Linked DNA regions of Homo sapiens: region 2 is linked to region 1. Evidence: chromatin loops called from intact Hi-C (ENCODE). Cell type or tissue: GM12878. All regions are shown on one strand. Each heading gives the region's core, and the rest is flanking DNA. Links, peaks and the distances in the headings are about the cores only. Region 1 overlaps LOC124904517 (a long non-coding RNA gene). Region 2 has its middle 46 kb from the start of LINC01655.

Evidence for each region. A loop is a pair of places that touch in the nucleus more often than their neighbours do. Peaks named below come from ENCODE experiments on the same cell type or tissue, not always from the same donor. Only the 100,000 strongest peaks of a DNase experiment are listed, where the experiment ranks them.
Region 2: a loop joins it to region 1, with 2.2 times the contacts of the local background. A loop is called at or near these places in 2 of 110 quality-filtered maps.

Annotation. Positions count from the first base shown.
Region 1 is chr1:221,870,401-221,886,692 of GRCh38, reverse strand. The region is part of intron 2 of LOC124904517 (a long non-coding RNA gene); the gene reads right to left. Among named protein-coding and RNA genes, the nearest start is that of LINC01655, 38 kb to the right of the region's middle. In GM12878, for the core only: no CTCF peak of the experiment used is centred there; a DNase peak (open chromatin) is centred at 8,382; H3K27ac peaks cover 204 bases.
Region 2 is chr1:221,786,184-221,802,475 of GRCh38, reverse strand. No RefSeq gene overlaps it. Among named protein-coding and RNA genes, the nearest start is that of LINC01655, 46 kb to the left of the region's middle. In GM12878, for the core only: no CTCF peak of the experiment used is centred there; DNase peaks (open chromatin) are centred at 8,005 and 8,695; H3K27ac peaks cover 2,353 bases.

The DNA of each region.
Region 1 (16,292 bases), core at 4,952-12,951:
TGGTGAGATATGGATATTTGTCGTAGGCTTTAGAATATTCCTTCAACTTGATCTTCCATGTCACTACTTTGAGTCTCAAATATGTATGTGAATCTCCTAAATTCTCATATTCTTTTTATTCCTCCCTCCTTCCCTCTCTTTCACACCCCCTTCTCCCCCTTTTTCTCTCCCCCTCTCTTTCCCTACCCCTTTTCCAAATTGACATCAGTCCCATTCGTTCAGGCACTCCATTTCTTTAGGGTCATCATTTTAGGTGGTCTGCTTGTTCTTTCTCCCTCTGTCTACTCCACCTTCAGTGCACTGCTATTCTTCTTGGTCTGTTTAGGAGCTTGGGTCCAGGATGTGGGGTTGTCTAAGCAACAGCCCATCAGCAGTTGGTAGAAGGTGTGGAGGTTGCCTGTCTCAGTGGTCTGTGTGTAGAAGCATGCAGGTTGCCAGCTCCAATAGTAAGCCATTCTGTTGCCTAATGTTAGCTATAAAGGCTAATGCTCTCCCAATCTTGGGGGTAGGGAGAACACTACCAGTAGCTTCTGAATCTGAGAATGGTGATCAATTCTAATAACTTGTGTATGTGTGAACTTTGACTTTCTGAACTCTCTCCTTTCTTTAGCCAATTTTTTTCAGCATTTTTTGTGTGCAAGACACTCCTATCTATTCTTGTAACAGCCTAGCAACATAGACCAATGCAGGGAATACTCTGCTCATTTTACAGTTGGGCAGACTGAGCTCTAGGCAGTTAATTACCTAGATTCTTGGTAATGGAATATAATTTACAGATTTGATCTTTTGGTCCATCACCACCAGAGACTCTTCTAGAACAGGTAAGATATACAAAAGTTTATATATAACAAGGTGCATATATATATACATATGCATATATATGAAGATATATGTATATATATGTATATAAACTAGCACAGGGAATTCTGGTTTAGGTGCTAGAAAACCTGGGTTTCAAATTCAACTCAGCCCTAACTAATTCTAGGGCCTAACAATCATCTCATTTATGTGAGCATCAGCTTCGCAAAAAATAAAGTGATCAACTTAGATAATTCCCAGAGTGTCTCTAAACTCCATCTTTTCAAAAGTTAAAATTCCTAGAACTAAGAAAGTGGTTTCAGAATGAAGGTTCTGGGCCTCTCCATCTGGCCTGACTGTGGTATGACTTGGAGCACTCTCCTGCATAGCTTCTGGCTGATAGTCCTGGTAAAGTAGCAGGACTATTTTTCCAGGTTGATCTCTCCAGGTAGATACAACAGAAACATCCTGAAGTGTCCTAAATTGAGCATGTCCATGGGTCCCCAAATTTCCCACAAAACCTCTTCCCTGGCCTACAGAAGATCTTCTAGAGTGAAGAGGTCTTTTGGCATTGTGCTTGATGTTTTTACTACCTGGGATGTTGAGTTACTAGTGTTCCATGACTTGATGTTCACCTACCTGAGCAGGTCACTCGTTAGCACTCATTAGAACATTGACACAGATCAATTAATGAAATTGGTGCAACGCCACCTATTTAAGTGAATACTTTTTCAGAGGAAATTGGACTCAAATAGTGGAGTGAAGAGGAAAAAGGCTAGAGGGGGGTGTGTAAAGAGACTCCGGCAAGCTCCGTGGAGTGGGGTGGCTAAAGATAATGTGGGCCAGAAGAAAGGCTTCACTGCACTCATGCTGCCTGCAGGAGTTTGGATTGTGTCCAAGCAGATCAGTTTCAGTAGTGGCTAAAATCTTGGGCCTGGAGGAGATTCTTGGAAATTTCTTAGCTCAGTGCTCTTGTCCTAGACAAGAAGTTGCCTGTGTCATCTAGAAGAGAAAATTATGTTATCTGTCACTTATTGAATGTCTGCTATGTGCCAGATATTATTTCTAAACCTCACAAGTATCCTGAAAAATAGGTATAATGTATTTGTTTTATGTGAGAACCACAGGATCAGGGGGCGATACTTTCCCAAAGCCACTCAGCAGGGGTGAAGGTTTCTCAGACCTTGAAGTTGGTGTCTTTTCTGCTCTGCCAGAAGCCCATGGGTAGCCATATTAGCCTTACAGACTTCCAAGGAATGGTGGTAATGTTTCCCACTGACTCTTCAGACAGCCAGTAATACTGATATCAAGGAAGAAACTCGCACTAGATTGAAAGCTCCTCCTACCCCACACAAGTTATTCCTTTTTTTAAATTACGTCCACAGTAAAGATAAAGCCCAACTGATTAGCATTCTTTCTGTGATTCCACTTCAAAAAGATATTCTTCTAGGTCCTCGTTTTGTGGACATAGACCTTTGGCTTTAATTGATGGTAATTATGTTTCTGGTGCTGTTGTTGAACTGTGGGTTCTTGGGTGAATCTGGACAATGACAGTGAGTGGTCTCTCTTGGTGAAAGTCCAGCCCACCCATGGAGGCTCACCAGCGCCTCTACATTGTCTCCCCAATCTCTTCTGTCTCACATGCTGTTTCGTACATATTTATTATAAGGCTTGCAATACTTTACTTTGTACCATATGTGATGATTTATTTTGTGTCAATTTAAGTGGGCCATGAAGTACTCAGATTAAGCATTGTCTCTTGGTGCGTCTGTGAGGATGTGTCTAGATGAGATTTGTATTTCAATGAAAACATTTAGTAAAGTAGATGGATTTCCCAATGTGGCTGGGCATCGTGCAATTTGTTATGGACTTAAGTAGAACAAAAGGTAGATGGAAGAGGAATTCACCCCTTTTATTCCTGCCTCTGTGTTTGAGCTGGGACATTTCATATCCTCTTCTTTCACCGTGAGACTGTGATTTACATCATTGGCTCTCCTGGTCCTCAGGCCTTCTAAGACTGAATTACATCACCAGCTTTCCTGGGTCTCCAGCTTGCAGATGGCACACTGTGGGACTTCTTAGCCTGCAGAATCATGTAAGCCAATTCCCTACGTGCGTGTGTGTGTGTGTGTGTGTGTGTGTGTGTGTGTGTGTGTCCTCTTGGTTCTGTTCCTCTGGAGAATCCTAATACATATAGTAATTTATCTACTAGACTAATTGCCATTATTAGGTAGAGAATGAGTCTTCCTAATGTAACAAGGTAATTTGCAGCAAGATTAATGGTCTGTGTTGTTCTTGCTGATGTATGTTTTCCCCGCTTTACATTCTAAGAAGAGACCCAAACCTTTGTATGCATTGTCTTGACTGAGTAGTTATTAGTGGCTTTTGTGGTAGAGGGCCCAAAGCAGATGTTGCCAGACTCCCAGAAGATGACCTCTAAGGAGTTTTCTGACAGCAAATCTCATCTGTACAAATTAGAGGAAAATTTTTCAGAGCACAGGGGATCTAACATTTGAAATGAATAGAATATTCTTGCATGAGAAGGGAAGTGCTTTTCTTGAGAAGAGGTAGGGTTCTATAGTTTCTGTTAAGTAGTGGGACCTAGCACCTGGCTTCCATAAGAGATCCTGAAGGGAGGTCAGGCTCTCAGATGGAAATGGTTTCTTGGTCACTTTGGGAGGTTGGTCACTATCTGAGCAGACATTCCTGTTCCCTAATTTGGCAGATGACAGCAGAGCTATTCACCTTCAAAGGACAATAAGCAGGTCATCAATAACCAGTGTGGACTAAAGGCCAAAGGCCCTTTCTAGAAACCTGGACTAGGTAAGGCCTCCAAGATTCTTACATGGCTCTAAAAGAAAAAACAGCCTTCCTAAACATGTCATGGTAAACATTATGCTTTTGCAGTTACCTTGACCAGTGAGAGTTTAAAAGCAGATTGAATTTTTCTTAAAACAAATAAGAGTTTTACTCTACCTTAGATGAGAGTAATAAAGTACAGTGTCATATCTAACACCCTCATCTTCCCTTATCCTACCTTGACCACCATACTGACTCTCTGGTTCATAATGGCTGCTTAATATATCTTTTGGGTTACTGTTTCAGGGATCCCAAGACCAACTTGAGTTCCATGATTCACTAGAAGGACTCATTATATTCACAGCTAAGGTTTATTATAGGAGCAGGAGAAGGATATGCATTGGGTAGAGTCTACAGAGGTCAGACATAGGCTTCTGAATCCTTGACCATGTGGGGCTACACAAAACATGCTTTTTCTCTAGAAATAAATTACAGGTGCATGTGCAGAGTGTCTCTGTCTAGGGAAGTCCATTCTAGTTTCAGGGACTGAGGCTTTTAGTGGGGGCTGGTCATGTAGGCACATACTTGTATGTGACCAGTCATAGTAATCAAAACTCAGGACCCAATGTGAAACCAGGTCCATCATAAATCTTGGTAAACAACAATGACAAATCTTGACACGTACAGCATGCCCCCTTCTCCAGGCATACACAATATGAAAACGCCAGGGGCTAGCCAAGTGTGAATCATGATTCTAGGCCCTCTAGGGACATGCAATGACTGAGCACCCAGCTCTTCTATGTTAATTCTTTCCTCATAGTTTCATAGTAAACATGTGAAATTTATAAAGATATATAAAGAGAATTATAAAATCACCAAATATTTAAATACCACAATCTCACTAGCTGTCTTTCTGTTCGAGGTCATTTTACATGCACAAACACATACACACATATACAATTTTTAAAATTACTTCATTGCATACCGATTAACCTTAGAGAACAACAAAGTTTCATTGAGATGTGTTGCTGACATCAAACATGCCACCTCAGTCCCTAGGGGACCCTCACAGCTGTATTTATTACCCTCCCAAGTGTGTTCTTGGAACTTTATACTTTTATCCTACATCTTAGCACTTTGCATAATCAGTGCCCACATATTGATGCTTCCCCTTATCCAGAAGGGGAGTTTCTTGACTACCTAGACTACATATTACTCGTAGATATAATCTCAGTGCCTGGCCTATGACCTGAGAGCTACTGGATAGTCAACAAATGATTTTCAAATGAATGAATGAGTGAATGAATAAATTTTTGTCTGCCAACTTCCAACCTCCAATTAAGATTCCTTCCTCAGTAAAATGTCTTCTACCTATTATGCTACCTTTGCTTTTCAACCAGAACTGAATATTACATATAAAATCTCCAGGCTTTACTGCAGTGTTATGTTGAAGTCTTCTCCCAGGCATTTTACAGTTGGTAGGAGAGATACTATATCTTTGCATAGCATTAGGTCGGGAAGATTTAGTCTCAGCCACCTTTTCACATGCCTGGAATGTGATAAGTCTGCATAAAATTCAGACCCCAATTTCAAGCATAGTTCCCCACGACCCTATCTCCCCCACATTTTATCCTCACTTCAGTGGGCAGGTGATGGCAAGGGTTTTGATACTTCCCTTCTCCCCACCCCATTTTTTATTTTTTTTGACTTTGGCTTTTTAAAACTTTGACTGTTTTCTAACATTCCTTTTTCCTGTTTCCTGTTTCCTGTTTTTCCTGTTTCCTATAATGTAAATATTTTTTATTTTTCAGTGAAGCACCCATTGATTGCCCCTTACTCTAGGGATTTACAGCTTTGTGCTTGTCGTGGCCACTGCTCCCAAAGTGACTATAATCCGGAGGATCCCCACGACCCTTCAGAGCAGGCAAGACACCAGCACCAGAAACTCTGAAAACCTAAAAGTCAAGAACAATGCTTTTGCATTTTCCTGTCCCTTCTAAAATTTCATTTTTAAGTGGTGAGATCTCTTTAAGAAGAGGTTTCAAAAATAATGTAAAAAGTATTGCTTGCAAGATTTGAAAATAAGCCAATTCAACAAATCCAAAATAAAAAGCTAAAAAAAAGAACAAGTTTATTTTCTGTTCATTTGGCATGAGGGGGAGATAAGGCAATATACTTTTAGTCTCAGAGTATCATGAACTTGGCCCTATTTCATAGGCCCTGACTAAAATATATTCAAAGTATGCTTACAATTCGCCCCTAAATTTCAAGGCAGAATAGAACAGTCTGTGGGTCTATTTTCATTTTTTAAATTTTTTTTTGAAAAAAAAGAAGAAAGGACAACAGATAATAGAATCCATATTAACTTAAGAAGTTTATTTTGTAAATATATCTCCCCACCATCACCATCTCACCACACCCAAACCCCTAATATATTCCAACACATTGCATTCAAATCTCAGCCTTTCTAAACCAAGACCAGTTTTAATTGGGTAAACATATTTCTTTTTATTTTATCCAACATATAACCTTTCCTAAATGAAGATTCTTTACACATAATGATCTCATATTTTTTTCTGTCTAAATCTTGGACTTCCAAGAAATAGAATCACAAAGACTCCTCTTGCCTATTTTAACCTGCTCAATATACAGATATCCAGTGGAGTGGATCATAGTAGCCTTTCTTGCCAGAAAACTGCCTGAGTCATTATCATTTTATTATTTATGAAAAATTTACTTTGTGTCCAGCACGGGCTGGAGGCAGCATAATGGAGTAGGTGGATGGGCATTTGAATCCCACAGATCTGGGTTTGTGTTCCAGTTTTGCAATTTACTAGTATTTTTAAAGTTGGCCAAGATACTTAGTTTCTATGAGCTCCAGCCTCTTTCTTTGTAAAATGGATACAATAATAATAATTTTACCAATTGAGGTAAGAATTAAAATAAGAAAATGTATGTAAACCTCTTAGCCCAGTTCCTGGTTCCACTAAGATTTAGTCAATAATTGTTATTACTATGATAAGGATGAAATGAATTTCAAGGGATGATGTATGATTCCCACTTTGAAAACACTATTCTTATCTCATTCAGGAGTTGAGACCAACATTCACAAAGCATGAAGAACACTAAAGGATAATACTGAAACAAATGCTAAGTTATTTAATTTGGTCTGTATGGATTAAAAGGTTTGTTAATAGGATTGGGGACTCAAGCATACCAATACTGAAGATTTTTGTGGACATGAAATACACAATTAGGCTAATTACATTAATTAAAAATAAACTTATTATAAACTACAAATTAAATACAAAAAGCTTTCATGTATTTTTTATTCTAGTTTGTGTATTTCTGAATTCTTGGACAGCTAACAAAAGCATGATAGCTTTATAGGGGGATGTTATTGTAAACAATCAGGGTGTTTCCCTGACTGGTGAAAGCTCACTGCATATTTTGAGGTTACGTGTTGGTTAGTGCTGAGGGCATTGGCAGGTTGATGGACTAAAAAGTTGCTTTTTTGAACAGTTTTCTTGCTGGTCTAAGTCAGTGTTACGCTGTTGGTCATAGCTTCCAAGGAAGGATCACAGAGAAGAGGCAAAAGTGCAAGCCAGCCTGCAACCCGTAATCAAGACACATTCCTAAATTCAGGCTCTCTTTTCAAAGTGAATTTTTGTTGGGTGAGGATTCAGGGAACATATTCATCAAATGCTCCAAGCACAATGTCACCCTCCCCATAATTTTAGAGTAAACAAAACCTCAATGAGTGGCAGGTATGAAATATTGTAGACAGGGTCAAGACCATTTCAGAGGCTCTCGCAGCCCCTCATGTACTCACCACAATAAAAGGAGTTGTGGCTGGCCCCTGCCTGACAGGGAGGTCACTGCCTTGAGACACGGGACCAAAGTTCAGGACAAGACTTAGTGATTGCAGCATGGTCAGGCACACAAGCTCTGCTCCCCTATCAGGCTTCGACTTGGACTTCAGTGGAGGGCTAAGCTGCTCTCCATCCCCCTACCCTATTATCTGACTATGAATTGGAACATAGATATTCACTGTCTCTGGGAAGAAATTTAGAGTTAGAGACTTTTGGGTTAGGAGACATCTTAAAGATGATCCAATCCAAGAAACTTTCTGAAGCTTGAGTTCCTTCTGTTCCATCTTCCCAAGCAGTTGATCAGCCTTTGTGTGAGAACAGCTGCTCATGGGAAACAGATGCTTCTCCAGAGGCAGACATTTCTATCTCAGGATTATTCTTGTAGATATTGATTCACTTTCAGATTAGAAAGTTCTTGGAGAGTGACTGTGCCCTATTTACCTTTGTCAGCCCAACATCTAGTATAGAATCTGGCACATAGTAAGTGCTTATTGAATGATAATAGCTAACAGTTATTGTGTGCTTAGTATATGCCAAACCCTATACCAATAGCCATCCCTGCATTGACTCATTTAATTCTCAAAATAGCCCTTTGTGATAAGTATTATTTTTAATCTCTATTTTAACAGAATTGAACGAAAAGAGACTCAGAGACTAAACGAATTGCCTAAGATCACATGCTAGCTAATGACAATGTAGGGATTTAATGCAAGTGTGTAGCTTTGAGCTTGCCTGCTTAATTGCTATTTTAGATAGATGAAAAAAATAAATTAATAAATGAGAAAAATCAGCACACTTGTAATTTCTGCCATTGATCTTTAGTTTCTCTTTGTGGCTAGCTGAGTCAAATTCTTCTTCTATATGACATGAGTCATGTTTAAAGACAGCCTCTGGTTATCTTTCCCTTCTTCCCTTTTTCAGGCTACACATCATTGTTCATATGTTCCTCATATGAATGGTTTCAGGTACCTTCATCCTCCAAATACCTTATATGGACTCAATAAATCAATTTCCTTAAAAGTATTTTTTGGCTATTAATATTGCATCTTTTACTGGGGTAATAAAGTTCTGCCCTGATTACCTCCAGCACAAATGCCTGGCTTCTCTGCAGATGCTGTAGTAATGAGCCCCAATGCCCTCCTTCACCTCATGGCCCTGGACCCAGAGTTCTGTCTGGTCAGCATGGATTCTCATAGACAATTACATCTCTAATAACTCTCATATACTTTGTATACTCTCCATGGTGCATTTATATGTAGGTATGTGTATTTATATGTATTAGATGCTAATAAGATATAGATAGATATATCAGTGTATAATTGATATCTCTCTCTCTCTCTCTCTCTATATATATATATATATATATATAGCCCAACATCTCTCTGTCTCTCTCTCTCTCTCTATATATATATATATATGGATAACTCTAATAAGATAACTATATATATACTTATTATATATTATAATATATCTTATTAGAGTTATCTTATTACAGCCTCTCCTAAGGTAGGTGGATGTAAACACCCTAACTCATGCTACATGACTTACAATGGAGACACAACCAATCCATGACAGATCAGGAGCCTGAATGAGGACTGGCTCCCAGTTTCTGGCCCCTTGTTTAGGGCTCTTTCTGTTGCACCACACAGCTTTGTAATCTAGATGTCTAGAAAGCTACTTTCCACTCTTAGCCCTGCAGCCTACTCAGTTACTGATTTAACATGAAGGGACTCAGAGCTAAGTTATAAATAAGACTCATGTTGGCCCCAGGAAGGAAGGAAGGAAGGAGATAAAGTGGTCTGCCAAACTGCCATTCCTCACGAGACCCCAGCCAGCACACCGCATCTTAACAGCCCCTGGTTTCTCAGGGTAGAGCTCTTCTTTCCCTTGCCCTCCTCTCTTCTTTCCTAATGGGTGCTGCAGTCAGGTACTTTTATATTTATATGGATGCATTTCTATTACTTTTGTATTTACACTGATGCATCTATACTACCACATCTTTCTCATGCCGCCTAAATCTCCTATGAAGCTAAAAGGAGAAAGATGTCTGGAGAAAGCATGCTCTGCATATCCACAGCAGAGGCAAACATTTCAGTGAGCATTCACCAGTCAGGGAAATACCCTGATTGTTTACAATAACATCCCCCTATAAAGCTATCATCCATACAGCAGGCCCTGCAAGCTTCCATGCCGACAGAGTGGGTTAATGAATGGAGCAGTCCAGGTGTAAGCAATGGATGGAGGAAGGTGGGGACTGTGCCACATTGAAAGATTCATGTCCCATCCCAGAGGCAGCTGTTCACTCCAGCTAGGTGTTTCTGCCAGACCTTCTGACTTGTCAAAAGCAGCCAGAAATCTAGGTTTCATAGAAAATTTCCCAAATGTTAAATGTCTGTCATGAATTCAATTAAACACAATAAATGCACCATGTGAGACGTGTGAGTCTCCCAGCTCTCAGTCTGTAGCCTCTGCAATACAGAGACTCTTACTGACACAACAGAGGCTGCTATTCCATTGTACAGATGAGGAACTAAAGCCACAAGAGTTTAAGTGTGTTGCCCACTGGCACAATTGGTACGTGGCAGAACCAGGTTTTGTCTCACTGGAGATCCCAGCTCTTTCCACCAGGTTGTATTGATTCCCTCACAAAGAAGGGCATCAGAGGCCGGGCGCGGTGGCTCACACCTGTAATCCCAGCACTTTGGGAGGTCGAGGTGGGTGGATTGCAAGGTTAGGAGATCGAGACCATCCTGGCCAACATGGTGAACCCCCATCTGTACTACAAATACAAAAATTAGCTGGGCATGCTAGTGCGTGCCTGTAATCCCAGGTACTCAGTAGGCTGAGGCAAGAGAATCCCTTGAACCAGGGAGTCGGAGGTTGCAGCGAGTCGATGTCACGCCACTGCACTCAAGCCTGGTGACAGAGGGAGACTCAGTCTCAAAAAAAAAAAAAAAAAAAAGGAGGGCATTGGAACAAGACACTCAACAAACCAAATGAGGTCTTGACACACGAGTCCTAAAAATAAGCGACATGTCCACAAGTAACTGCCTCCCAGAAATGCCTTGTTTTGGTTGGGCCTTGGCGTCCTCATTTGCTAAGCAAGGCAGCAGGACTATAGAATGGCAAAGACTTTTAGAACCAGATAGCAAGTCTTGGAGCAGAGGCTTTGCCTACTTTGTGAGGTACAGTGTCCCTGGAACCCAGCACAGTGTGTGGTATATAAAAGACCCTCAGAAAATACTTCCTGTCTGAATGACAATTTTATAAAATACATTATAAAGTACCCCCAATGTTGAAAAGAGGTTCATCCATTCCTTCATTTAAATCACAGGGAGGTACTGAGTACCCTATATGGATGTAGTAATGTTCTGTTGGCTCCATGAAACTGCTTAAATGAATCATACCTATGTAAAGAGGAGAATAATAATAAGAGCTAAGCTTTGCGATGCTTATTTTGCATAACCCAGTACTATTCCAAGCAGGTTGCATACAGTAATTTAGTTAATCCTTATAATACCCTATTGAAGTAGGTGTGATTCCTATCCCCATTTTATAGAGGAGAAGGCTGAGGTGAACAGAAGTTAAGAAATGAATGTAAGGTCACATAGCTATAGTAGTTTAGCAGAGCTGGATTTTAACCTAGACTGTCTCACTCCAGAGTCCACACTCCTAACCAAGTGCTACACACTAGTCAAGAAAGAAATGGTATTTATTAAATCCTCTGTGCACCAGGTACTGACCTAGCTAGGCTCATCTGTAAAACAGTAGCTATTTATTCCTTATAATAATCCAGTAGGTTAATACTTTTATCCTCATCTTCTTATCAAACAATATAAGCAACTTACTCAGAGTCACCGAGCTAGCAAACTGTAATAAGAGCTGGAAATGATGGCAGAGCATTTCCAGAAAAAAAAGAAAAAAAAAAAAGCCGGGGGCAGGGAGGGGGACAGCAGAGGAGAGGGGCAAGGGCAGGGAGAGTTTCAGGAGCGAGATGGTGCTTCCAGATGGGAGAGAGAAAAGCCCGTTCTCTGCTCCCATTGTCACCTTCAGCTTCCTGTGGCCTCGGCCCATGGGCAGGGTCATTGTTGAAGGCTTGACCCTCTCTCTGTGGCCCAGAGGGCAGCAGTGGCCAGTTCTGTGTCCTGCACCTCAAGCCCCTTACTTGTTTGTGCTTCTAGTAGATTATCTGGGTCAGATTCAACATGGCTTATCAAAGGCTCATTTCAGAATTATCTGGCATTTCAGTGACAACACTGATGAGCTTGAATTCCTAACACAAGGGTGGATTTTCTGTGAGATACACTTCCATAGAACTTGAGGACTGCTGCTTCCTCAAGGGGGAGGAGGCGCCACAGGAGTCTGGTCTTTGAAGTCCTGCTGACTGCAGGTTTGGGGCAGAGAGGAAATGGAGTTCACCATCTTTGTGGCAGAGGAGCACATGGCCCAGGAGCCTGGCCTGGGCTTGTGCAGTCTTCGGTGTGGATGGTAAGTGGCAGTGGCAGGGCTGTCTCTCAGAATTAAGCTGTGTGAGTGCCCCAGAGGCTGTGGCTTAGGATGGGGTGCCCTTGGTCAATAAATGAAACAGAAAGCATTGCTCTCTGTGTCCCTCTGACGCTCTGACTTGGTTGATTTTTCCAGAAACAAATCCAAACTACTACCAAAACCTACATGCAAATGGTTATCTCAATCCTAATACTAAATGCAAAAGTCATTTTGTCTAAATACTGACCAGATGTGTGACAAACTTATTTTAATGAAGGGCCTTGTGACTCACAAAGCAATAATGCATGGGTTCTGCTGTTTTAAATTACCTTTTGATGGTTTGAAAAATCCATGAGTTGTTCTAGTGGGAAGCCCACAGTGGAACATTGGAATCTCAGTTCATGGTATGATTTTTCAGACAGAGCTCTCCTGCCCTTGGAGACCACCACTCAGGGGCTTAGCAAGGCGACACTCTGCCCTACATTCTGTCCTTTTTTTTTTTCTTTTTCTTTTTCTTTTTTTTTTTTGCAGTCCTCCTCATGTCCTATGCTTTCTGTCCACTCTTCCTACCACGAAACTGGTCCAGGCCTTGTCCTCGTGTACCTGCACCCTCAGGTTAACCTCCTAACGAGATTCCCTGCTCTCCATTTCACTGTCACTCCAAGAACTGCTGCCACACAGCTCCTCCCTGCCTGCCTTCCTACCCTGTCTATGTCCTTCCATTCTGCCTTCCTGTTTCTTGTTTTTATTTTTCTTTCTTCCTGATGGATGCCCCAAACTCTGTGCCAGTTATTCTGTGGGGGTTTTCAAAATGAAGAAGAGTGAGTTTCTGCGTCCAAAAGGCTTACAGAGAAAAGGGGAAGAAGGACATGTAAACCACTAAGTGTGATGTAAACGCTGAAAATTCTGCTATATGCCAGAAATGTATACAAGGTTAAGGTGGCAAACTCAAAGAAGAGAGTGGCTAGTTATATTTAGGGCAGATGGTCATGAGAGACTTTATGGTGGAGGTAGTATTTGAGTTGAGTCTTTACAAAGCTATATGGGTAAGAGAGAAGACAGAAAAGGACATTCCATGCGGAGGAGGGCCTGAGATTTATAGGGACTTTTCACCTAACAGGACTTGAGGATAAGATGGTGAGAGATAGGACCAGAGAGTCAGAACAGGGCTAGATGATGTAGGATCTTATATGACATACTAAAGGCCTTTAGGCTTAGGCCTCAGGTGCCAGAAAAGGATTTTATGAGGGGAAAGTATATGTCAGTTTTTATTTTGATAGATTACTACACCTGTAGGTTGGAAGGTACCTGAAAAGAATAAGGCGGACAGTGGATTTAAGACTATTAGTCCTGTACCCCAGTGGTCCATGTGAGAAATGACCAAGTCCTGAGTTAAGAAGGTAGCTGTGGATTTCGAGAGAAGGGACTGGATAAGGGAGGTGAAGAAAAGCAGAATCAGGCCAGGCGTGGTGGCTCATGCCTATAATCCCAGCATTTTGGGAGGTCGAGGTGGGCGGATCACCTGAGGTCAGGAGTTCAAGACCAGCCTGGTCAACATGGGGAAACCCCGTCTCTACTAAAAATACAAAAATTAGCCAGGCATGGTGGTGCAAGCCTGTAGTCCCAGCTACTCGGGAGGCTGAGGCAGGAAAATTGCTTGACCCCAGGAGGCAGAGGTCGCAGTGAGCCAAGATCACGCCACTGCACTCCTGCCTGGGTGACAGAGCAAGACTCTGTCTCCAAAAAAACAAAACAAAACAAAACAAAACAAAACACCAGAATCAACAGAACCCAGGCTGTGATTGGCATTAATACATAAAACAAAGAAAAGAGAGGAACTGAGGTCAACTTCAAGGTTTCTGGTTTAATAAATGCCACCAGCATCCACTCAGCCATGGGAGGTAAACAAACAAGAGAGGAAAAACAGATTGAAGGAAAGAGAGTCATGGATGGATAGAACCCGAGGGCCTCAGCAGACACTGAGGCAGACATGTCCAGCAGGCAATTAGCAAAACAGAAAAGATACTCTGGTGAGCTCTGACCTCTAGCCATAGATTGAGAATCCTGGTTCAAAAGTTGTGTTGAAACAAGGAGAGTGATTGAGATCCCCAATGAAGAGCATAAAGAAAAGGTGAAAAGGGCCAAAGAAAACCTAAGGAATGCCACCCTTTAAAGAGGCAGTAGAGAAAGAGAAATCTGCAAATAAGACTGGGAGGAAAACCCAGAATGAACTCTGGCATGCAAGCAAACAGTGAGTTTTAATAATAATTGATGAAATGATCAAAAAAAGTCACAAAACTGAGAAATCATGGAAAATGAAGGCAGATTTTTTTACACCCTCTGCTCTTATCATTTTCAAAGTTCTTAGAACACTTAGAACATCAGTCAAGGTCAATTATGATTGATACCGATTATATTGCCCAAAAGTATTCTTCAGTTTTTTCTTAGGCTGTTTTTCACAATGGTGCCTGACTCTTGGGGTCCTTACTCACCCTCCTCTCTTCTGATGAAATCCCAGTCTTCTTTCAAAGTCCACTCAAAAATTATCTTTCTTGAAGTCACCCATGACTGAAACGTCTCCCCATCAGATCTTCAGTGACTCTTTTCAGAAATTGCCATTAGGCAAAGAACTGCCAGGATCTTTACTAGCAATGGTAGTTCTTCCTCCCAAAAATGTGGAAAGGCTTTGAGATAAAAGCACTTATCTTTACACCTGCAATGACTAGGACAAGAAAATGTCACTGCCAGCAGTTGATGCTTCACCAGCGTGTTGTAATATATGATGTGCATTTTACATGTGGACTCTCATTTAAATTCTTAAAACATATCCGTTAGGTCAGATAACATCATCTCACTTTGCACTGGAGGAAACCAAGTTCAGATAGGATATATACCATTGAATGACAAGAGGTTAATAAATATTGATGATGATAAAGAAAAATTATTTCTCAGCAGCAAGTACTAAAACTTTGTAACTGAGAAGATGTATTCCTTTTCTATTGCTGCTATAAAAAAATTATTGGACTGGGTGTGGTGGCTCACGCCTGTAATCCCAGCACTTTAGGAGGCTGAGGTGGGTGGATCACGTGAGGTCAGGAGATCAAGACCAGCCTGGCCAACATGGTGAAACCCCATCTCCACTAAAAATACAAAAAATTGGCCAGGAATGGTGATGTGTGCCTGTAGTCCCAGCTACTCCAGAGGCTGAGGCAGGAGAATTGCTTGAACCCTGGAGGTGGAGGTTGCAGTGAGCCGAGTTCACACCACTGCGCTCCAGCCTGGGCAACAAGAGCGAAACTCCAGCTCAAAAAAAAATATATATATATATATTAGTGCAGACGCGGTGGTTTAAAACATGTATGGTAGATACACCTGACAGCAATCAGTTAACTTAGGCATCCCCTGTATGGCAGGCACACCTGTTGGATGACAGACACACCTGATAGCAATAACTTAAGAAATGAGGGTTGCCACGTGGAGGTGGCCAGGGGAGGGTGCTAACTGAAAGTGCTATATAAACCGCATTCTTTTTTGTAAGCAGCTTTGGTTCTACCATTCAGTTTGCCACCACTGGACTGTCCCTGTATGTAGGTTCCCCTAAATAAAACCCTATGTCTCGTTTGCTGGCTCCAGGTCTCTTCCTCAGCCTCTTGAAACTGTTGCCATCTCTATTAAAGTTAATAGGGATCTGGCCTGACAAACAACACAAATTTATCTTACAGTTGTTAGGTTAGAGGCCCGACACAGGTCTAGGTGGCAAACATCAAGTCGTCACAGGGCTGTGCCCCTTTCTGGAGGCTCTAGTGAAGAATCTGTCTCCTTACCTTTTCTGGCTCCTAGAGGCCACCTATATTCCTTGGCTCATGACTTTCTTCCTTCATCTTCAAGGCCAGCATTGTCACTATTCTTTGAGCATTCCTCTGTAGTCATATCTGCCTGTGACCACAGCTGGGAAAGATTCTTTTTTTTTTGAGACAGAGTCTCACTCTGTTGCCAGGCTGGAGTGCAGTGGCGAGATCTGGGCTTACTGCAACCTCCACCTCCCAGGTTCAAGCGTTTCTCCTGCCTCAGCCTCCCAAGTAGCTGGGACTATAGGCACGCACCACCATGCCCAGCTAATTTTTGTATTTGTAGTAGAGACGGGGTTTCACCATGTTGGCCAGGATGGTCTCGATCTCCTGACCTCGTGATCCACCCACCTCGGCCTCCGTAAGTGCTGGGAATACAGGCGTGAGCCACTGCACCTGGCCGTTTCTCTTCTTTTAAGGACCAGTGTGATTAGATCGTGCCGACCCAGGTAATCAAGTATAATCTCCTCATCTCCAGGTCTTTAACTCA
Region 2 (16,292 bases), core at 4,012-12,011, 83 kb after region 1:
AGCCAGACCCGATAATGCTTTGAAAGAAGTGCAGAGAACACAGAAAAGAGTCAGTAGAAAGGAGATTACAGGGTGAGGGGAAAAGAATACAAGCAGCTTGTGTCTGTTAAAACAAATCACCCAAGTGAGTCATCTCTCCTGAATCACTTCTCCCTTCTGGGATGAGGCTCTGTGAGTACCTGGCTCCAGAACCCAGAGAGGATTTACAGCCAGGCAAATACTAACTGAGGCTATGTTGGAACCTGTGTCACCCAATCTCCTAATTACAGGTGTCTGTGGTTAAAATTTGGAGCTCACCAATTTGGAAGATGTTATGAGTCTAAGTTCTGTAATAGCTGAGTCAGGTTTGATACCAGGCAGCCCTACCACCTAAACACATTATATTCTGAATTCAAATGGACCCCATTTACTTTCCCCATGCCAACACCTTTTCCCCAGCCCCACCCTACTGCTACCTCCTGATGACTTCTGTCTTCTCTTCCTGCCCTCTATTTGGCCTAGTGAAGGGAGCATAGGTCTGTATACATTGTTAGCATTCCTTTAAGAAGCAAATCCTGAAAACAAGAAGAAATAAAGGGGTATGTCTATTTTCTTTAAACATTTGGATTGAGTAAAAGGGAAGCAAAGTTCTTAAGTTATTATAAACTTAAAATATTTGAACTCTGTGCTGGATGCTTTACTTTTACAATATATTTAATTAAAACAACCATACTTCATAGCACGAATGCTAGCCCGGAAAACTGAGACTAAGGTAGGTTGAGCTGTGGCCCAAAGTCACAAAGCCCACTTGTGAGTGAGAAGGAAATTGTGAATCCAGGTCTGCCTGCCTGAAAAGCTGGCCCACACAATCCCAGACTCTGAGCTTTAACAAACATGTGGCTGATGAGAGCCATGAGGACAAATTGCGTGGCTATTATTATGCACTGTGCACAATAAATGAGGTAATGCATTTGAAAGGGCTGTGTAACTATAAAGTACTCTACAAATGTTATTACCATTATTATGGTTATATTTATTACCTTCTTTGCTGGGGGTGAGACTGCACACATTATAGAATAGATGACTATTCTGAATCACCAGTCCCCAGTGACGCACAGTTAAGGTTGTGGTGAGCCACCTCTCAGCAGAACAGAGATACACTCCACAGTGCACAGTACAATTTCTTGAAGGTAAGTGTGAGCTTTGTGTAAATCAGCGGTCCTCAACCTTTTTTGCACCAGGAACCAGTTTTGTGGCAGACAATTTTTCCCTGGTGGGGCTGGTGAGGGATGGTTTTGGATGAAACTGTTTTCACCTCAGATCATCAGTCACTAGTTAGACTCTCTTAAGGAGTGTGCAACCTAGATCCCTCACGTGTGCAGTTCATAATAGGGTCCATGCTCCTATGAGAATCTAATGCCTCCACTGATCTGACAAGAGGCAGAGCTCAGGCAGTAATGCTCTTGCTAGCCCGCAGTTCACCTCCTGGTGTGCAGCTGGGTTCCTAACAGACCACAGACAGGTACTAGTCCACTAGCCTGGTGGTTGGGAACCCCGATGTAAACCACAATACTTATCTTTATCTCTTGCATCTTTGATTTTCTCTTCTGTCTCTTAGTTACAGGAGGGCCAGTGAATTTGATTCATAGTCTAGAGTAATTCATCAGCTTGAGGGCTGAGTGCCATCAAAGTATATGATAGTTTATGGTAAAATATTATTTTAAAAGTTTAATATTTTTAATCTAAAAGCAGCTTTTAAGTATCATTAAGAAAAATGAAACCATCTTAATAGATATATGATTGGATAAATCAGTGTGGTGCTATATACTATGAAATGCATATGTGCAGACACCAAAAATTATTCAGGATTTATTGACAAGTGGAAAAAATCTAATTGCAAAATTAAAAGTGTAGTATGATTTTGTTATCATACTTTACGAATGTGAGTCTACAAATATGTTAAAAAAGGTGACTGGAAAGATGCACAGCACATTTTTAGGTATGGTTACCTTAGGAAGGGAGTAGAAATACAGGGAGAGAAAAGAAATACAACCTTTTCACTATATTTCTGTATGTTTGAGTCATGCACAAGATCAATAAGTGTATTATTTGTAAAATAAAATAGCAGTGAATTAAGTCGTACTGTGATTAGTTTTCAAAAATCTAATTAAAATAGGTGCTGTTTTATTGTGAAAATTGGCAAAATATTTGCAAACAGAAGGAACTATATTATAAAAGAAACAATTTTGTTTAAAAAGTCCATAACTGGATGTGAGATTTTATAATAAAAATTTCCAAGCACCTAGCTTGAATGAATAAACAAATAAATAAATAAATAAAATGCTTGAAGGCAGATTATAATGAAATTTCAAATTAACACCACCAATAAAGGGAAAATTCTAAAGCTTTCAGAGAGAGAAAAAGAAAAGGATAACACATGTGAAACCTGGAATTAAAATGGCATTGAACTACTTAAAGCAACACTAGAAGTTAAAAGACAGTGCAGCAATATCTTCAAAGTTCTAAAGGATTTCAACCTAAAATATTATACCCAGCCAAAGTATACATCAACTGTGATGGTGATGGAAAAATAAAGACATTTTTAAGACGTGCCAAGCCTCAAAATTCTACTTCTCATTCTCCTTTCTTCATGAAGCTTTTGAAGAATGTGCTTCATTTAATGAAAGAGTGAACCAAAAGAGAGCAGGGCATGACAACTGGAAAAATAGGGGACACAGAACACAAGAGAGGTGAGGAGACTATCCAAGATTATTGCAATCATAAGTATCTGGACAATAGACGTAACCTGGTCCAGAAAGCAACTGGTGAAACTAGAACAGGATAATAAAAGGGCTCCAAGAAGGATGTCTTTATTAAAGTAAAATGTTGCATATGCAAAAAATTAAATTTAATCATAGCATGCTACTTGTCTCAGCAGTAAAGAATATTTTTATAATCATGGTGCCAGTGTTGATTTTACCAAAAATTATAATTTTATTCTGGTGAGAGAATTGTGAGAGGGTATATGGAAGTTGTTGGGATAGGCATGCTAAATCCTCATCCCCCATCATATGAAGTCACTAACTTTGGTGACAAAACTGACAAAAATGAGAGTAAGTATATAAGCACATAATTTTGAAATATGGAAGCAAAGAGATAAACAAAGAGTTAAAAAATATCTGTCATTAGAAGTTGGGCCCTGAAGAAAAGAAGGAAGGGCAAGTATTTCCTGTCTTATCTCAAGAGTTTTGTAGCTATCTTTTAACTTTTAAAATATGTACTAGCATTAGTTTGGTAAAAATAAATGTTTAAAATCAACTAGAATTACAAACAAACAAAGATGTCTAACAATGAACTTTATCTCTTTGAATACAATAGGATATTAAATCATCTTTTAAAAAATCAGTGTTTAAATCATTTTTAATGACAAAAAATCCTCATGAGAATATAAATTTTTAAAAATTGGGGTACAAAATATATTTGGCACGTAATCCTATGCTAAAAAAACTAGAAAGAAATGCATATATAAGCTGTTATTAGCTCTTGGGATGGAATTATAAGTGGTTATTATTTTATTTTCTATACTTTTCTATATTTCTAAGTTTTTACACAGTAAATATATATTACTTTTATGAAAGAAAAAGAGTTAACTATTTGTTTTAAGCACATGGTGTTTCATCATCAAGAAAATGCCTCTTCTTCTATAATTCTGCCAAGGACCAAACTAAAGAAATTAGTTTAAAGTGCAGGAGGGGAGATTCCAATTAAGTACATGTATACAAGTGTGTTATTAAATTGTGAAACTGACTACCTGGGGAAGTCACACAAAATATTTTAAGTCAAGATTAACCACCATCTTGGAATATTAGTACTTGAAGGAAACACCAAGATGACCAATTCCAAGGCAATTCTCCACAGATGAGAAAATTGAACCTTGAAGAGTTTAGATAGCTGGCCTAAGGTCATAAAGCTATTAAGAGGAAGAGGCATGGTTGGAATGCCAGTCTCTTAATAGCTTTGTGACCAGTGCCATGTTTTTCCCACTCTTATGATGTGTCTGAACTCCATAAAGTGCTCAACATAATTTAAAGGTCTGGGATGGATTTACATAAACCCCAGTTCCTCAGGTCTGTTTCTTCTCTTGTTTCTACCCTAGTTCTTTTTATTCTTTCTCTTATGGCCTCTCTACAGAATATTATAAAATAAAAACATAAGATATCATCTAAGGTGTGCATATTTGCCTTATTGTATACCTATGTTTTGCAGAAATATATCTTCTCTTTGGTTAACATCTTTCCCAAACAACCACTGCAAGCCTCTGCAAGCAGATGGTCCTCAGCAAATACAGTTGACCAAGGTTCTCTTTATATGTACATCTCATGCTTCTTTGAAAAATCAAATTCAACTAAGCCAGTTTTAATTTTGTTTTGCTTTATTCTGTTTAGATAACTACATTTAAGCAAAATTTATACTGAGGTGTTTTCTATGTAACCTGTTATTTTGGTGGAACACAATCAGGTTTTTAGGTTTGGAAACTGGCTTGGGTTTGGAAAAGAATGTTAAAACTGGTGACTGATAAAATGACATTTGATCCAACCAATGGTTGGGAGAATTCATGAACAAAGTGCCACATAAATGAATTTTCTTGATTTCAATCCATTAGTTTGATCTCTGGGAGTCCTACTCAAAGATTTGGACTGGTGTGGAAGTAGAAGAAGCAAGAGTTTCCTTAATGGTGACAGAGTAACATCACATTAAAAGATAAATGCATTGGTTCCTGAAAAGCACACACCAAAAACTGCATGGCCCTTCCTCTTTCTCCCACTCCATCCTCCCTGTCTTCATTCATTAGTAAACAGCCATTTAGTTAATGTCTGCTATGCCAGACACAGTGATGGATTTTGGCAACAACAAAGCAAACACTGTGTATGCAGGAGGATGACTCCCTTGTTCTCAAGGTACCTACATTTCTTTAGTTCATGCCTACCAATAGTTGGTGCACAACAATGGTAAATTGTGATAATGGTTTCCTGCTTTTTAAATATATATGTATCTCTATATGCACAAGGGATCTTCAAAATGTTCATGGGAAATGTGTATTATGAAGAAACTATGCATGGATTTTAAGATTTTTTGTACCAAAGTGAACCTGTACGAACTTGTTATAACATGTCTGAATAGAATCCAATTTGAGGCACTAACAAGAATAAAACCTCAATTTGAAAACAGCCCCTAACAGAGCAGCATGAATTCTGCTAAAATTTAAGCAAGAAAAAAAGATCAAATTGATGTTAAAACTTGGGTGGAAAAATAGTAAAATCACTGATGCTTTACAAAAAGCTTACAGAGGCATAAGTAGTTTACAAATAAATAACTTGTTTTAATAAAGGATGAGACAATGTTGAAGATAAAGCCCATAGCAGCAGACCATCCACATTGATTTGTGAGAAAAACATTAATCTTATTTGTGCCCTAATTGAAAAGGACCAATGATTAATAGCACAAATAGTCAACACCATAGATATCTCAATTGGTTCAGCTCACAGAATTTTGACTTAAAAATTAAAGCTGAGCAATCATTTTACTTGATGGGTGCCAAAGCTGTTGCACCAAGATCAGCTGCAGACAAGAGTAGAGCTTTGGATGCAAATTTTAAACAAGTGGGATCAAGATCCTGAAGCATTTCTTTGAAGAATTGTAACTGGAGATAGAACATGGCTTTATCAGTACGAGCCAGATGAGAAAGCACAATGAAAGCAATGGCTACCAAGCGGTGGAAGTGATCCAGTCAAAAGCTGACCAGTCAAGAGCAAAGCTTATAGCAAAAGTTTTGGGGGATGCTCGAGGCATTTTGCTTGTTGACTTTCTGGTGGGACAAAGAATGACAACATCTGCTTATTATGAGAGTGCTTTGAGAAGCCAGCCAAAGCTTTAGCAGAAAAATGCCCAGGAAAGTTTACTAGAGAGTCCTTCTTCACCACAACAATATTCCTGCTTGTTTCTCTCATCAAACAAGGACAATTTTGTGAAAGTTTCAACGGAAAATCATTAGGCATCCCACTTTCAGTTCTGATTTGGTTCCTTCTGACTTCTTTTTGTTTCCTAACCTTAGAAAATCTTTAAAGGGCACCCATTTTTCTCCAGTTAATAATGTAAAAAATACTGCATTGATGTGATTAAATTCCCAGGGCCCTCAGTTCTCTAGGGGTGGACTAAATGGCTGGTATCATCACTTACAATTATGTCTTGAATTTGATAGAATTTATGTTGAGAAATAAAGATCGTATACTTTATATTTATCTTTTAATTCCATTTTCCATGAACTTTTTCAAGTTCTCTCATATATATATATACATGTGTATATGTGACTACACATATATATAACTTTATATATATGTATGTATGTATAACTATTGTATTAAAACACAAGCAAAAAGCCATACATATAAGAATAAAGTCATAACAATCAGGTGAACAGAGTGCAGTTGTCAAGGCTTTTGGGAACAGGGTTGGGGTCATAGAGTTAGTGGCAGGGAAGGGAGCAAGGGGGAGAGAGGGGTGTTTAAAGTGTCTTAATATTTTGACAAGGCAAAGGTGACTTAATAAAACATAATTTTTTTTTCCGGGAAGTACAAAGAACCAAAATACAGTTTGTATAACTTTATTCTAAAAATGAATTTCTTTCTACTTTAACTTCTATAACAATGACAGTAGTTTTGATACGACAGACATCTTACATCAGGGACAATATGTTAGGGGAAGGATAGTACTGTGCCATGCAGAGAATATGGGCTTGGGGTCTGGGAGCTTGGGTTTGGGTCCTGACTCTGCCTTTCCAGCTGTGTGGCCCTAGGCAGGTTCCTCACATGTAACACGGGGTGGTTGTGAGGATTGAATGAGAGATGTGTGGTAAGGCAGCCAGCACACCACTTAGCACAGAAAACTTCCCACTTAGTCACAATCTTCCTCTGGTCTCAAAGACTTCGCCCACACTGTCTCTATACCCTTTTGCTTCCATCCATAAGCTTCTAACAACTTCTTGGCATTGGTTTAGTCTCACAATGGACTGTCAGATTGGTTGTATATGTAATTTGTACATTTTTTTCTGTCCTTGTGTTTTATTTCCTTGACATCCATTTCAACTTACAAGCCCCATTGTATTTAAACTTGTTCAATAGATAAAAATCATTTATTTATTCAGTTTTTACTCTGTGTAAGACACTGTGGGAGATAAAAGATGGATTAAATATAAACTAACTCTGCCTTCAATGAGCTATTAGTACAGACCATTGTGTCCTCATTGGGCCACTTTACAGGGATAAAACCTATCTGAATGCTCTAAAGATTCAGGGGAGGGAGACATCATTTCTGAACCATTAATCATAAAGAGGCTTCAGAGTCCAGACCATAGATGAGTGGGTCTGGAAGATTAGGTAAACAGGAGTATCAGATATTGCAGCTGAATTTTTTTAAAGTTTCAATGATAATTAACATGAGACATGTTTAGAGAATATTCAAGGTCCACCATGGCCAGAATCTAGGATCCATATACGAGGATAGTGGGAGATGTGCTAGGAGCCACAAATGTGGCAAGAGAATGAGCTGTTTTCTATAGGTGAGTGGAAAGCTTATATGATGAGATTTTTCTTTACAACAATCAATTTACCCTTAGCAGGCAATTTGGGTTGAAAAGGGAAGCTCCAGGAGGGGTGGAAAGTATTTGGAAGACTACGCTAATAGTCTGGGATTACAGCAACAGGAGCTGAACTGGGGCACTAGGGTGAAATGGAAAGGAAACAGAGGGATGGAGAATCCCAGACATCACTCAGGATGAACCAACAGAACTTGGCAACTGATTCATTTTGTAGAGCATGTATTTGTATCATCTGTGTAAGGGCACCCATTAACTTCCCCAGCAAAAGTCCCTTTAGCCTAGCCTGTGATTACTGACAGGGCCTCAATTCAAGTCATCCTCTTCTCTCTCCACCAATATAATTGCATGTAATTAAAACTTGATGTAACGTGGTTAGCCCAGAGCAGATGGGTTATTTCCCTGCCACCAGCATGACATCAGAATTTGGTTATGATAGTTTGGAACTCCCCACAAAGGAATCAGGTTAAACATTCTGAACAATGGCATTGTTCCCTTGAGCCAGGAGACTACAGTCTCCTGTGTAGGAGAGCGTTTGAATTGGTAGGCATGTTGTTGGGGGGTGTGTATGTGTGTGTGTGTGTGTGTGTGTGTATGTGTAAAGGAAAGTTCAGTCACTTTTCTCAGGGGCAGGATAGAGCCAGTGCTCCAGCCTGGTACTTTCAGACATGGTTCCATGACAATTCCAATAGAAAGCAGCCTCTTTTCACTGCTTTTGAGCTCTCTCCCCAAGAGGCAAGATCCTTTCTGGATCAAGTTAACACTGGAAAGGAGGCTTTGGAAATAGGGCAAGAAGAGTAGTGAGAGAGAGGAAAAAAGGAGGAGAATAGAGGCTAAGGCAGGCAGGAGGAGGGATAGAGAACTAGAGAGGAAGAGATGAAAGGAAAAAGAGAAGAGGGAGAGAGCACAGAGGTGGGAAAGGCAGAAAATGCCGGCTTGATCGGTAGAGGAACTGATACAGGCTTGAAGTGGAGAGAAGCTGCCCAGGAAATGCCTGAGACCTTATGAATGACAAGTGGTCACAGTCTACCACCTCTGCTCATGTGATCTCACCCCCTTGCTTTTATTTTTATTTCTTCACCCTGACTGCTTTGATCTCTTCTTATTTCTCCCTCTTTCCCCATGCATTTTTCTTGTCTTATCTTCCTCCTTACCCATGATTTAGTCCTAGAAAATCCAGGCTCTTTCTGCTTGGTCTATGACTTGAGGTTTGGGCTAAAATTGCTGCTGAATACTGAGCCAATGACTGAGCCCAAAGAAACCTCCAAGTCCTAGTCTCCCTCCCTCCTCACCACATTGACCTTCTCCAAAGGCTGACTCTGCTCTGTGCAGCTTGAGTCACGTGGCTCAGAGGTAACCTTCCTGTCAGCAGAGCTGCCTTGGCCTTACCAAGTGTACACATGTGCACTCTCACCTGTCTCTGACGTCCAGGCAGCCCTAGGCATGGCTTTTCCCTTAGACATTCCAATATAGTCTCCCTTATTTCTATACCTTCTTCTGATATAGGGACTAATGCTCACAGTCTTTCAGGAAAAATAAATTGTTCTGCCACCTTCATGGATCAGGCCAGTGGGCAGAAGTTACGTGCCTCAGCCAGTGATGCCTGGGCTAGTGAGCAGCAGACTTGCAGACAGAGCATGTTCATCAATTTCATGTTCATTGCTAAGCCCATGTTTGTCCCACATAAAACGGACTCTTGTCAGATAATGTTAATGGGAGTGGGAGATAGGGAGGTTCATCCCAAGGAGAGCATGTGCTTTACTAATGGAAGCACCAATATACGCATGGCATGCATTTCTCTATTGGCCCATTCATTTGTCAAATAAACATCTACTGAGTATCTACCATGCACCAAAATATGTGTCGGACACACTGAATATAAAAATCAATTGACAGAGTTCCCCGCCTTCAAGAAATAACACAGTTTTATAGGATAGGCAGATGTGAAAACAAATTATTAAAACACAGTGGAGAAGAAAAGTGATGAATTATGAAGGCTAGATGATAGGTTAGCTCTTAGAGAAAGAGTGGCTTATTGCCTAGCATGAAGAAAGTGGACTCCAGGCAGAGAACATAACCTATAACATACCAGAAGATACAAGAGCCTGGGCTATTTACACGTGAAGGACAAACTTATTGTGGTTCTATCACAAGGGTATGTGTGTGGTTGATGGAAAATGTGTGTGGTTGATGGAGAAGAGGATAGAAATCTAGATAGGAACCAAGTTATGAAAGGCCTTGTATGCCGAATTCATTTGGGATTTGTACTGGAGACAATGGGTGTCACTGAAGAATTATGAAATATTAGATGATCACATAAGAAATCTCAAATCTGGAAATCACAACAGTCCAAGCAATGGAAATAGAAAATAAAGTAAGTTAGAGCATGAGTTGGTGATCTTTTTCTGTAAAGAGTCAGATAGTAAATATTCTAGGCTTCTTAGACCATTTGTTCCCTGTTATGACTATTCATCTCTGCCATTGTAGCATGAAGACAGCCAGAAGTAAGACATTTTTAAAAAGTGAGCATAGTTGTGTTCCAATAAAATTTTATTTATGAAAGCAGAGTGCAGGCTGGATTTGGTTTAAAGACCATAGTTTGCTGACTCCTGAGTAAGAAGAATGTGTAAGAATAGAAAAAAAAAAAAAGACTTATAGGTGTTTCCTTGTGCTGGTGAAGATGGCAGTACAGTGATTGAAGTTCTCCCCTGCACTAGGATGTGAGGTTATGCTATCATTTCATATGTAAGCCTGCCTTGCCAGGGCGAAAGGAACACATTTACTAGTGTTATGATCAAAGTTCCATGACCATGAAGCAGTCTGAAAACAATGGGCTGGAGTTGATTCAGGAAATAATTGAACTCATCAGCCAAAGCAATGGGACCAGCAACATGGTCTGCCCACAGAAAGAAACAAACTCAGATGAAAAACTGAGTTTCTAAAGAAGAGAGTTAAGGCTGCCACTCAATGACTGGGTCTTTTGCAAGCATTCGGAATGATATTTCTATACAGCCATGGTTTCTGAAAAGCATCTTTTTTGTTAAATTATTTTTTGTCTTTATTATAGAGATGGGGTTTTGTCGTGTTGCCCAGGTTGGTCTCAAACTCCTGGGCTCATGCAATCCACCCTCTTCAGCCTCCCAAAGTGATGGGATCACAGGCATGAGCCACCTCACCCAGCCTGAAAAGCACATCCCATAGTGCAGAGGAAACAGGAGGCAGGGCAATGTCTTATGTGTGCCTTATAGCTAGTCATAGCTTTTCACTGTAGCAGCAATCCCAGGTCACCAGAGCATCACTTTGCCAATACAAGTCCTGGGACTTTCAAGGCTGTTGATATCCCCAGGGCTGTCTGAGTGAGGCCAGCCCCATTGCTGGTGGGGACAGACTTCCGAGACCTATTGCTGTCCAGCTAGATCCTTCTGTGGTCGAGACCTCAGAGAAACAAGTAGGCAGCAAGTAGATAGCACAGGCTCCTGGGTCAAAAGGGTGCTTGTTTGGATCCAGTGTGGACTTAATGAGAGTTAACCCCTCTGGTCTTCAGGTACCTCATCTGTAAATTGAGGATTTTTTAAAGTGCCTTCCTTACATGGTGTACAGATTAAATGAGATCATATCCGAAAAGCATTTAACACAGAATCTTGCATATATTAAATGTTTAATAAATGTTAAGTAAGTAATTTGCATTCCTGTTTTTTTTTTTTTTACTTCCATACCTCGTTTAAGAGATCCTTGGGCCATGAAGATAGAATGGGTTTTTTTCTTTTTTCCCTTTCAAGGACCATAAATGATTTCAGAGAGACACTGCATAGTTCACAGGGCCCAATATCAACATCAGGAAACTACCTGATTGGGTCAGTGCAGGGACCAGGTGCTTTCCGTATCATTTAATATGCAACAAAATCTGGAAAAAAATGAGTTTTTTTCCTCTTAATTTTGACTTACGGGAAACCAAGGTTGAGAAAGTTTGGGGAACTCTCTGGCAGAGACACAGCTCATCAAAGCTAGCCTAGGACCCAAACCTGGGTTGACACGGAACAAGTTCATTCTTTCTTCCTACCACATAATGCAGGTGTGCTTACTTATGTATATGGCTTAATACCACTACCTCCTATTGGTATTAAGCTGCTTCCAATAGATTGTAAGTTCCTCGTGGGCAGCGACCTTGTCATCGTTCTGTATCTCTTATGATAGCTGATACAGTGTCTTGCACATGGTGGAGATTCCTATATTTTTTGAACGAATAAATTTGCATCGCACCCATTTCTTCTTAGGCTCTTCCTCCCTCCACACAGGATATTCCCCCAGCTATGGGGATCCCTGAGGGGCCCACAGCGTGGTCTGCTGAGGCATGGCAGCTAGAGCCTCCATGAGTCCATAAAGGTAGGGGGAGGGGCCCCTGCATGGTGGGGAGGCAGAGGAGTGAGGACTCACATCCAGGCCTCAGTCTCTGCCCCTGCATTCCCCTAGGCTGGGGGAGCAAAGTCCTAGTACCCAGCATAATTTACTCTACTAATTGGGAGAAAGGCTTTCTGGAATTGCCAGAATTCCTTTTGCTCTAATTCCCTGACCTGACATGAAGTGGGTGAATGGCTATCACTGAAGAAAAATAGTATTTGTAGCAATGAGTGTCTGACGCCCTGTTCCTCATGACACAACCCCCAACCAAGTCACGTGGTGTCCTAATTAGGCCGTCAGATACAATTTGGACAAGCTCTGAACTTTTTTGTATGTTTATCCAGACCTCTGAACTATTAGATCTTTTCTCATTGCAACTTACAATGAAAAAAGCAATATAAGAATGTATAAGAAAGGTATTTTAACTGAAAAAATAAATTTGAATTAAATAGCTGTGACCTCCCTGAGCTCATCCTTCTAATTTTAAACTATCTTTGCTTGAATAGCAAGGAAACCATGTCCAGATTCAACCCCCTTACCCTCCTCCCCACATTTCCTCTGGTCATGTTGGGTCAGCTACCATCCAAGTGTCCTGGACAGAGCTCAAAAGATCAAAGATGAATGGATCTCCAATGATTCACCTTACAGTTTATCTGAGTCTGTGGTGACAGCCTCTCTACAACATAGGAGATACACAGGGTATTTTCAGAGACTTTGAAGGTGAGGCCTTAAATACTGACTTTACAACTAGGACTTCCTTTAGTTACAATATTTAGAGGTGCAAGGAGCCTTGGGGGTTCCCTCTATATATGTATGTCTAGGAGGTTGGGGCTACCACAAAGCAGCAGTGAAGGTACCATTAGGGTGTGAAGAGCTGAGCTCCTGGTGAGGCCTCTTACAAGAAGGTTGAAAGTCGAGGATCAACTACAGAGCCCAAAGATACTCTTCTGCAAAACACAGATATGAGGACAACTTTCACTACAACAGTTAACATATTTTATTTTTGAGACAGGGTCTCACTCTGTCACCCAGGCTGGAGAGCAGTAGCACAATCATTGCTCACTGCAGCCTCACCCTCCCAGGCTCAAGCGATCCTCCTGCTTCAGCCTCCTGAGTAGCTGGGACCATAGGTTAGCTGGGACTGCAGGCATGCATCACCATGCCTGGCCATTTTTTAATTTTTTTTGTAGAGATGAGGTCTCACTATGTTGCCCAGGCTGATCTCTAACTTCTGGGCTTAAGTAATCCTCCCACCTCCGCCTCACAAAATGCTGGGATTACAGGCAGGCATGAGCCACCGTGCCCAGCCAGTTAACATTTTAACATGAGGAAAGTTGGGGCTTTTGTTTGTTCATTTGTTGTTTTTTGAGAGTAGTCCTGAGGGCTGGTTTGGGGTGCAAGGCAGGAGCTGGAGAGGGCAGTTGTGGGGTTGGAAGGCACAAGTTGGCTGTGCATCTGGGTCTGGAGGAATTTTTAATTTTCTCAACATGTAAACAATGAGCAACAGCTCATTTCACTCTCATTTCTGTGTTGTTGTTGTTTGTTTGTTTTTTGCCTTGTCAACTATTCTGGAGGCTCTTTGGGTTTTGATTCCTAGACCTCATACACAAGGAAGAAAATATAGCCACTGCTGCTGTCCCCTTGGTGTGTGCATAGATCCTTATAAATAAGTCTCAATTAACTCTCCTTTCCGTGACCCAAAGAAGCCCCTGCTGATCCTGGCTCTGTTAATAAAGCGTGTGCCTGTACTGGAAGTAATTAAATGGGTTGAGTACAATTGTCAGAGCTCCAAGGGCCGAAGTACTGTCTTTTGCCAGGACAAGAGTAATAGTGAACCTCCTTTGTTGGGAACATAATGAAAGAGACAGGCGGGAAGAAAGCCCATTGTCGGCAACACAGATAACTTTGGTGTACCTGGGATTTGTTATAAATGTATTTTGATGGCTTATTATGTCGGAAAGAATGTTTCCTTATCTTCAGGACTACTGAGCAGAACAGAGGAAATAATCCAAGTGTGACATTTATTTAGCTATATATGAGTCTCTAATAGAGACGATGGGGGGATTCTATGTAGACCAGGAGGCTGAATTTACACCGTCTTCTTTATTAATCTCCTAGTCCTGCCTAAACAACCTATGCAGGTGGATAAATGGGCTGGCCACTGTTGGATGTTTTGCAGAGAGACAGACCTGAGAACAATTATCATAGACTAATTCTTTTCAGGACCGGGGCTTTTAAAATGATATTTCCTTCCATACAAAAGCAATTTTTCCTTTCTGCTTGACAGTCGATGGCAGGTAAGTGGGGAGTAACTCTCATAATCAACAAAACATCTGTGAAATCGTGTGTTTAACAAAGCTGAGAAGACTTCCTTGCTCTAGACCAGCTCGGAACCCTTGTATGCGATGTGTGCTATCATTCTGCAAGGGGGTGACAGTGTGCGTTAGGGAGGTTTTCCCAAATGTACTGGACCGTAGGCTGTTTTTAAGAGGAAGCTACTTGTAGGACTAGTGTTTTACAGGCTATCCTTTGAGAAATGATGTTTTCATAGCAACCTATTTTTTTCCATGAGTCTTTACAACTCTTTATCTTGGCCACAATTCTTTAAAAATTCATTTTAGGCCAAATGCGGTGGCTCACGTCTGTAATCCCAGCGCTTTGTGAGGCCAAGGCAGGCAGATCACGAGGTCAGGAGTTCGAGACCAGCCTGGCCAACATGGTGAAACCCCATCTCTACTAAAAATACAAAAATTAGCCAGGCGTGGTGGCAGTTGCCTGTAATCCCAGCTACTTGGGAGGCTGAGGAAGGAGAATCGCTTGAACCCAGGAGGCAAAGGTTGCAGTGAGCCAAGATAGCACCATTGCACTCCAGCCTGAATGACAGAGCAAGACTCCATCTCAAAAAAAAAAAAAGTTTTAGAACTATTCAGACATGGCCAGATTGGTTATATTCCCATCTTCAAAAGATAACACCCTGGCTGTTGGCTAAAAATCAGTGACTGGATCATGTCAATCCCTCATCTCATCTTTCTTTCCTTACAACCCACCCAGGCTGTCAGATGATAGACCTGGCTTCACCCTGTGCATGTTATCATAGCTTGGCACTGGGGTCTCAGGATTCCTGTAACTGCCACTCTCAGAATGCTGGGAGATGCTCTTTGTCACACTGGTTTGGGTTGGAAAGATAACAGACTTGGGGAAAACTTTCTCCCAGTCCCATTCTCTTTTTTCTTTTCCAATTTTTCCTTTTAAATATTTCTCCCTCTCTCTTTACATCAGGACAAGTATCATCCTTAATATCCAAAACTGTGGCCTATGTTTAGAGTACTGCCACTCTAGGAAAAATGCTCTCTTTAGGAATTTCGACTCCTTGAATTTTTTTCTTTTCGTTACATCCATGTGGGTTACATTTACATTTTAAAAGAAGACTAAAGGGAAGAGATAATGGTGTGCCCAATGGAATCAGTCCCTGATGCTGCCATATTAAGCACAGTAACAATCTGGTTAAGAGTCTCTGAGGAAATTCTTATCTCCTGATCATTTGTCAATTGAAGTGGATGGGCCCTTCCTCTGTCACTTGCGCATAAGGCAAATCCTGCATGTTTTACATCACTAAGCATCCGGACTACGTGACTATTTATGGCTGCATAATTAACCACCCCTAAACTCCATAGCCTCACATGATAATAATGTATTATTTCTATTGATTCTGTGCGTTTCTTGGCTCAGCTAGGTAGTGCTGCTCTGCATGGTGCTAGCTGGGGCACTCACGTGGCTGTACTTAGCTGGGAACTTGGCTGGGGGTGGAACATCCAAGATGGCCTCATTCATGCGGCTACAGTTGATGCTGGCCATTAACGTAGATGTTTCAATTCCCCTCACATGCCCAGTAGTCTAGACTGACTTCCTAAGAGCACCAAGGACGGGTTCCAAGAGGATAACAATTGAATTGCTTGCATCCCATTTTATCAGCCAAACAAGTCACAAGGCCAGCACAGATTCAAAGGGAGCAGAAATCGATTTCACGCTTTGATGAAAGGAGCAATGTGGCCAGAGGTGGGAGATGCATCTTTCAGGGTCTACCATGATGACTATCCTCGAACACTGGAGATAACCCAGAGACTAGCTCAGTAGAACAGTTCACATCTACCTACTGCTCCAACTTTGCAGAACTTCAGAGAAAAGATGCCAGGGCCGGGGTTTCATCGTGTTAGCCAGGATGGTCTCGATTTCCTCACCTCGCTATCCGCCCACCTTGGCCTCC